2 separate regions of the Mus musculus genome follow, and region 2 is linked to region 1. A link is a contact called in ENCODE Hi-C or POLR2A ChIA-PET data. All regions are on one chromosome and are shown on one strand. Each heading gives the region's core, a stretch centred on a gene start or an enhancer-like site at or near the end of the contact. The rest is flanking DNA. Distances are from core to core; before and after follow the strand shown. Region 1 holds the start of Rnf213 (ring finger protein 213). Region 2 holds the start of Slc26a11 (solute carrier family 26, member 11).

Region 1 (3,709 bases), core at 1,086-3,585:
CAGGCTTCTTCAAGGCAGCTCACCCTACCATGGTCTTTGCTGTTACTAACGCTGATTGCACAACAGGTTATAGGAGGAGGAGGCAAAATCCTGGGGCTTCTGGCTCTGGTAGGTACAGCATGAAGGCTGCCAGAGTGTCACTACAGGCAAAGGGCCCCTGTATTTGCAGTTCTGAGCTGCAGTGCTGGGGCAGCCACACAGTTCCAGAGAGGGACCAAGGCAGACAGCACCACAGAAGGACTCTCAAAGTTTGAGGAGGCAAAATGACAGGAAGAAGCTGGAAGACTAGAGAGAGAGGCTGAGACAAGGGCATGGTAGGAGCAGAGGTTGAGAGAAGGAGATGCCATGGTTGCTAGAGAGCCAAAGCCGAGGGTGAAGAGCAGAGTGCTGACGCCCAGAGCGGGCACGCTAGCTGGACTGCTGGACCAGGGCTCAGTAAGCCTCTGCCTTGAACAAGATCAACAGCTTTCAACTGTGAACACACAGAGTGCAGACCTCTAGTTCTCAAGGATTTGCATCATAAACCTATGGTTTGGGAATAGGATGTGACCTCTGAAATCCCTAACAGAGTGCCCATCTGAGAGTTCATTCAGGCAGAGCAGATGCTCCTCTGGACAGCCACACCCTGCAACAGCACCTTACTGAGCCCCCCCCCCCCCCACCACACCACCACACACACAGATGGTAACAGGGTGTTTCTGAAGGAGCTCTGCTCTGTATTACATAAGACACCCATGGGTGGCTTTTCCAGCAAGCTAACAGGTTCGTCTCCCAGCCTCAGGAGGATAGTTCATGGCATGCCCTCCATGACTCCTTTCTCCAGGTGCTGATGAGTGGCTGAGAATCTCTTAGCTACTTTTCTGTTGCTATGATGGAACACCATGACTAAGGCAACTTATTAAAGAGATGGTTTGATTGGGCATATAGGTTCAGAGGGCTTAAGTTTATTATGATAGAGGCAGGGCACAGAGCCTGTGGCTGAGAGCTCACATCTGGATCTGAAAGCAGAGAGTATACTGGGCGTGGAATGGGCTTTTAAAACCTCAAAGCTGCCCCCAGTGACAAACCTCCTGTGGAAAAGGCCACACCTCCTACTTCTTCCCAAACAGTTCAATCAACAGGGGACCAAGTATTTGGACATATCAGCCCATGGAAGCCATTCTCACTCAACCCCACCACCCCCAGAGGAGGGAGGGAACCCATTAAGTGTAAAGAATGACCATAAGGAACAAACTAAGCCACAGGCGGTTCCAGAAGACTGTCTTTGGAGCTCCACTTGCATGCTGTGGCTCTAATACAACAACATAAATAAGTGCAATTAAAAAAAAAACTTTAAAAATCTGGGAAGATGAGGGTCTGGCCCCGAGGTGCATAGGAGGAAGACTTTGAGAGAGCTGCATGGAGGTTTGGGAACCGAGATCAGTTGGTACAGTGCTTGCTGAGCATCCAGAAGCCCTGGGTTCCATTCCAACATAAGACCAGCCATGGTGGTATGCACATGTAGCCCCAGCCCTTAAAACACAGGCAGGAAGTCGGGCGTGGTGGCGCACACCCTTAATCCCAGCACTCGGGAGGCAGAGGTAGGCAGATTTCTGAGTTCGAGGCCAGCCTGGTCTACAAAGTGAGTTCCAGGACAGCCAGAGAAACCCTGTCTCAAAAAACCAAACCAAATCAAACCCAAACCAACCAACCAACCAAACAAAAAGACACAGGTAGGAGGATCAGAAGTCCAGGGCCATCCTCAGATACTGTGGTACTTTAAACAAGAATGGCTCCCATAGGCTCAAGATATTTGAGTGCTTGGTCTCCCCACACTTGCTAATACTTAGTTAAAAAGCTTTGGGGGCAAAGGACATGACTGAGACTCACAGATGAGAAAGTGCAAGCACACAGTGTGGCCGTCCACTAGCAATGACTACTGCTAGCGGCTTTTGGTGGACTTCGATGTGATGGGTTGCCATCACTTCTTTGCCATCACTCTACTTTGCATGCACGCAACCTGTAGGTGAACACTCTTGCTGTCCTCCAGGTCCTTCTGTGGGTGGCTTCAGCTTGGCTAAATCCTGGATACTGTCCAAGGTGCTGGATGTCTGGGGCTAGAGGTTTGAACCTATCAATGGTCACCCATTCAGGGCGGTCCGTCCTGGTTGGGGGAGAATGTGCAACCCTGGTGCAAGAGCCAGTGAGATTTCGAAGGCCGTGGGCACGCAGCGGCTGTAGTCGCTCTGGACAAGCGAGCTAGGCCGGCGCCACCAGGCGGGGAATTCCAGCAAGGCTGTGCGCCAAGGAGGCGGAGGGGCGGCGCCGGCCCCGTGACCCCTCATCGAAGCGCGCCAGTCCGCGCGGGCGCATGGGCACTGCAGGTGCGAGCGAGGGGCTTCGGGGTTCCAGGATCTGGTGCTGGGCTAGGAGCGGGATGCAAGTCCAGGGGCAGTGACGCGAGGCCTAGGGTGCGGGATGTGGGTCTCAGGGACGCGCAGGGACCGGGGTGCAAGGTCCCGTTGGGCAGGGCGCGGGTGTTTCGGGCCAAGGGTCCACGGGGCGACATGCGGAGCTCTGGATGCTGTTTCATTGGGTGCCGGTCCTGCTAGGGAAGAGTGGGCCGGCGGCTCATGGCCCCTGTGGTCACAGTCCCTGAATGGTGCCTGCGTCCTGATGCGCCGGCGCCCAGCGGCCACTTCCTTCATGTTCCAAGTTTCGGTTTCACTGCAGGCAGCCGGTCCAGCCTGGCCCTGAGTCTCCGACCCCATTAACTCTCGGGTTGCGGACAGCGCTAGGTCGGCCCTGCTCCCCAGCAACACCCAGGAAGGTCGGGGACCCCCAACCTACACAACCCCGTGTCCTCGCGTAAAGCGGTCCCAGGCTCCGCCCCGGAATCTGCTCTCACCAACTGCAGCAGAACTTTTGCGAGCCAGATGTCTGCCCTCACCAACTGAAGCCAGAACTTTTTCGTGCCAGGCGTCTGTGCCCAGGGCGCTGATCTTACCTAGGTCAAAGCCGGGAGCCTCCCCTGTCCCCGAAGCTGCAGCGAGAGGTGCGCTCGCTCGCAATGGGCTAGCCCAAACCCATCTGCTTTTTTCTTAGTCTAGCCCGGGCGGGGGGTGGAGGGGAGGCACGGGAAGGGTCCTCTAGCTGGTGGAAAGGAGAGGCGGTGCCGCTGGCCGCTCACTTGTGCAAGGCTGCCTCTAGTCCGGGCTTCGCAGTTTCCAGGGGGGGAGGCACGGGAAGGGTCCTCTAGCTGGTGGAAAGGAGAGGCGGTGCCGCTGGCCGCTTACTTGTGCAAGGCTGCCTCTAGTCCAGGCTTCTCAGTTTCCTGAGCAGCACTAGAGAACTGACTTAGGTGGTGTTGGCTTTGGGCACACCAACCGAAAATTGTAGTAGGAGATAACCTGCCACCCCGTGGTGTGTTTCAGTTTGTTCTGTGAGACTCATGGTTTGAGAAGCAGAACTTTCTTTCTCCTCCTCCGCCCCCCCATTTTGTTTTTGTTATTGTTGTTTGTTTGTTTGTTTTTTTGGCCTTCAAGACCCGGTTTCTTTATAGCCCCTGCCTGACGTGGAACTCACTCTGTAGACCAGGCTGGCCTCGAACTCACAGATCTGTCCTGCTCGGCCTCCCCAGATTAAAGGCATGCACCACCACTACCCACGAAAAGCAGAGCTTTCTTAAAAGAAATTTACATCTCTCAAGAGAGGACAGAGGGCTGAGGCA
Region 2 (3,866 bases), core at 866-3,365, 35 kb before region 1:
GGAGCAACATGTCACCCACCTGCCTCAGAGGCAATGCAGTCCCTGAACAAAGATGGATACCCAGCCTCCAGTCCAGCCACCATCCTCCACCCCGCTGGACCACTCGGACAAGAACCAATGACAGCTGAGCCAGTGGGAGGACTGGCGGGAGGACAGGCAGGAGGACAGATGGCAGGACAGGGAGGAAGACAGACAGAACGACAAGGAGGAAGACAGGCAGGAGGACAGGCGGGAGGAGAGGTGGGAGGACAGGGAGGAAGACAGGTAGGAGGGCTGGACAGAGGACACATGGGAGAACAGACAAGAGGAAAGCCAGGAGTTCAGGGAGGAAGACAGGCAGGAGGACAGGCGGGAGGACAGAGGGACAGGGAGGAAGATAGGCAGGAGGACAGGACAGAGGACAGACAAGAGGACAGGCAGGAGGACAGGTGGGAGGACAGGGAGGAAGACAGGCAGAAGGACAGGGAGGAAGATGGGCAGGAGGACAGACAGGAGAACAGGCGGAAGGACAGACAGAAGAACAGGCGGGAGGACAGACGGGAGGATAGGTGGGAGGACAGGCAGTAGGACAAGCAAGAGGACAGCCAGGAGAATAGATGGGAGGACAGGGAGGTAGACAGACAGAAGGACAGGGAGGAAGACAGGCAGAAGGACAGGATGGAGGACAGGAGGGAGGACAGATGGGAGAACAGGCAAGAGGACAGCCAGGAGGACAGATGGGAGGACAGGCAGGAGTGGTTGTGTTACGTGTGCCTTCTGTTGCATGCCAGGAAGCCATGCTGCTTGCACACAGAGGTCTCAGCTCTTGCCTCTGACCCTGATCATTCAGTCCTAAAATTCCTGCTGTCATTATCTGAATCCAGTCTTCAACAGTTAAGTGAGGGTGGGGTCCAATCGAACAGGACTGTGGCATTTCTCTGTCAGGTTTGGAAATGAGACAGGTGTCATCAACAATCCAGGAAGGCCTCCCCAGAAACAGAGGGAGGAGCCGGCTCTCTGAACCCAGTCTCTCCATATAATGAAATTGTTAGACTTACATTGGTTTGTTAAAAACCTGGCCTGTAGTGTGGCGTGCATGTGTGCATGCGTGAGTGTGACTCTATTTTCTGCTTTGTCCGTATTTTCCCTGCATGTACATATACAACAGTTACAGATCCCTGTGAGCCGCCATGTGGGTTCTGAGTATTGAACCTGTGTCCTCTGGAAGAGCAGCCACTTCTCCTAACCACTGAGCCACCTCTCTAGCCCTGAGACTGCCAGGTTTTGTTGTGATGGCTGTCCAAGCTGAGACAGGACCGAAGTTCCAGAGCCACACGAACTGGCTCCAGAGGATTCCAGCGCCAATCCTATCCGGTGGATATACACCCTAGGCCGATCTTCGAGACTATCCTTGGAGAGATTGGGGGTAGTGCTGCAAAGACAGCACTGTTTATGTTACAATTAACCAACTGGCTTGCCCAGATACCACAAAGTTTATCAGAAGAGTGGGCCTGGCCCAGAGCCAGACCTCAGAAGGCCTGGGCTGTCACAAGCCAGGCACTGATCACCCAAACAGGAAGTCTCATGAATGCAGGAGGAACTTGGTGGTTTGCGTGGGCATTGGAGTACTGTACTTTTGGGCCAGGAGCTAAGAGAACTGACCAGGGCATCCTGCAAAAACTCGGGGACTCAGGCTATTCTCATTTCTGGAACCTTATCAGAGGTCTGCATGAGTAGCCGGGGTCCACCGGGTCTCCTTGGCAGCTTTGACTACAGATGTGGGAATGCTGGCCAGCTTGGGGATGGCAGAAGCGGGAGGGCCAGACGCATTTAGAGTCACCAGGAAGAGACCTGCAACAGGAGGCTCGGCAAGGAATTGGCGCGCCGGGGTCAGCATGGGCCAGTGGCGGGGAAGAGCCCAGTGGCCGCTTCTGGGAGCAGCAGCAGGTGGCCGTGCCAGGGACGGCGGCACTCACCAACTATCAGTAGCACGTTGCGCGAGTGCGCGCCGCAGAGTCCCAGGACCAACAGAATTGTGCAGCAGGCCAGTCCCGGGCAGTGCATGGCGGCGCCGGTCAGGGTAAGCGGTTCCGGCTCGTCCGCTCCCCACGGTCACGTGCACGGCAGGCCCCGCCCATGTCCTGCCCACTCTGTTTCTGAGATTCCTGCGGACTCAGCTACCGCCACTTCGGAAGACCCTGAGTCTCAGCGTCCGGTGGGTGAATCTGGGTCCTTGTGATGGAGAGAGGGAGTGTGTGGCGGTGTGGGCTGGGGTCACCAGGAGCTGTGGGGCCAGCGCTGAGTCCTCGGGTGAGCCCTACTCCGGGAACCCTCCCTACCGCAAACCATTAGAGTCCGGGCCGCCTTACTCCAGGTTCTCAGACTTGTTTGTGTTCCCCACTGGGACCTCAGCCTCCGTTTCCCAACCCCCCCCCCCCATACCCCACCCCGCGATCCCGGGATCCCGCGCTAGCGGCGGCGTGGGGGTGGGGAGGAGTGGATTTTGTCCAGAGTGTCATTTCCAGGGCTGGGGCGTGTGGACCAGTAATGAGGAGTCAGCTATGGGCTGGGACACGTGTGTGTGTGTGTGTGTGTGTGTGTGTGTGTGTGTGTGTGTGTGTGTGTGTGTGTGTCTGTTCGCCAGGATCTTAGCGGATGCTACGTACCTAGAATTAATTTGAGAGCTTCAGTTAGTCTTTGGAAAACAAAGTAGAATCTTCAGCCCTCCCACCCTTGGGCTATGAATGCCACAAGTGGGTGCTGGGTAAATCTTGACTTCAGGGATGTCACATACTCCCACCCCCTTTCCCCCAACTGCAGCCCTTAGTGGTGGGTGGAGTCCTACCTAACACCTTGGTGGCCCTCTGCGGTGGTGAGGTGTACACTTGGTGAGGTGTAAATCTTGGCTCCTCAGGGCCTCCTGGCTGCCTACCTACACACTCTGCCGGCCAGAGGAAGCCTGAGCCTGCAGGACCTGCTTCTTCTGGGCTGGGATAGTCAGGTTCCCCGGGGAGGGGGTAAAAGAAAGGAGCAGGTTCTTCGGGGTGAAAATGTCGTCTTTAGGCATCCCCTCAAGAGCTAGTTTGCGGGGGGCGGGGAGGGGGGGTTGGTAGGGGTTGACAGTGGAGAGACACCAGAGCTTGGGATCAGGGGCTATGGCCCAGAGATGGGAAAGAGAGGCTGAGGCCTCCCTGAATCCTTGGTGCAGGCCCATGTGCACATTTTGCTGGCTTCCTTTCCCAGATCATGGTGGTTTGGTAAACTTAGCCACCTGGCTCAGCCTCCCTGCCACAAAAGGCAGGCTATGCTCCTGACGCCCTTGGGAAGATAACGCCACCTTCTCCCAAGCTCAGCCCCTGATCACTGCTCCATGTCACCCATGCCCAGCTCTGTGAAAGGTCTGGGTCAGACCAGATCCCCCAGCCTGCACATGGCACCAGACACATGCTGCTGCTCTGCTACGGCCCTGAGGAGGAGGCTACCCGTCCTGGCCTGGGTGCCTGACTACTCTCTGCAGTGGCTGAGGCTGGACTTCATCGCTGGACTTTCCGTGGGACTCACCGTCATTCCCCAGGCCCTGGCCTATGCAGAAGTGGCTGGACTCCCACCCCAGGTGAAGTGACTGACCCCTCTGCTAGCTGTCCCCTCTCCACAGCCAGATAGATCCCTTCCTACTCCTCAGTGTCTGTCCACAGTTTGAAACACCGACCATGGAATCCAACACTTCCATGTGTCCGACCCAGACGGCCCCTTGGCGTCTAATCTCTTTTCATGTGACTTATTTTTGGTGCCAAGCGGTCCTAGATTTTCCAACTGGGGACCACATCATGCTTCATGGTGGCCTTACGAACAACCAGGCACTGGTGGCTTGTGCCTAGAGATTCCAG

The links. A loop is a pair of places that touch in the nucleus more often than their neighbours do. ChIA-PET counts read pairs that join two places held with the same protein, here RNA polymerase II (POLR2A).
Region 2: a loop to region 1 is called in a map of gastrocnemius, with 4 times the contacts of the local background. The contact joins the promoter of Slc26a11 here to the promoter of Rnf213 in region 1. A Hi-C loop is called at or near these places in 8 of 37 maps with a recorded cell type or tissue (T-helper 2 cell, adrenal gland, gastrocnemius and 2 more). POLR2A ChIA-PET finds 5 or more read pairs at or near these places in 4 of 5 experiments (Patski and embryonic stem cell).

What each region holds. Positions count from the first base shown.
Region 1 is chr11:119,387,764-119,391,472 of GRCm38, forward strand. It overlaps Rnf213 (ring finger protein 213), which reads left to right and starts at 2,336. Exons shown (of 68, transcript NM_001040005.3): 1 at 2,336-2,363. It overlaps Mir1932 (microRNA 1932), which reads left to right and starts at 2,709; the gene lies at 2,709-2,798.
Region 2 is chr11:119,353,442-119,357,307 of GRCm38, forward strand. It overlaps Slc26a11 (solute carrier family 26, member 11), which reads left to right and starts at 2,116. Exons shown (of 17, transcript NM_178743.3): 1 at 2,116-2,194; 2 at 3,367-3,592. The coding sequence starts at 3,410. It overlaps Sgsh (N-sulfoglucosamine sulfohydrolase (sulfamidase)), which reads right to left and starts at 2,069. Exons shown (of 8, transcript NM_018822.3): 1 at 1,956-2,069. The coding sequence starts at 2,043.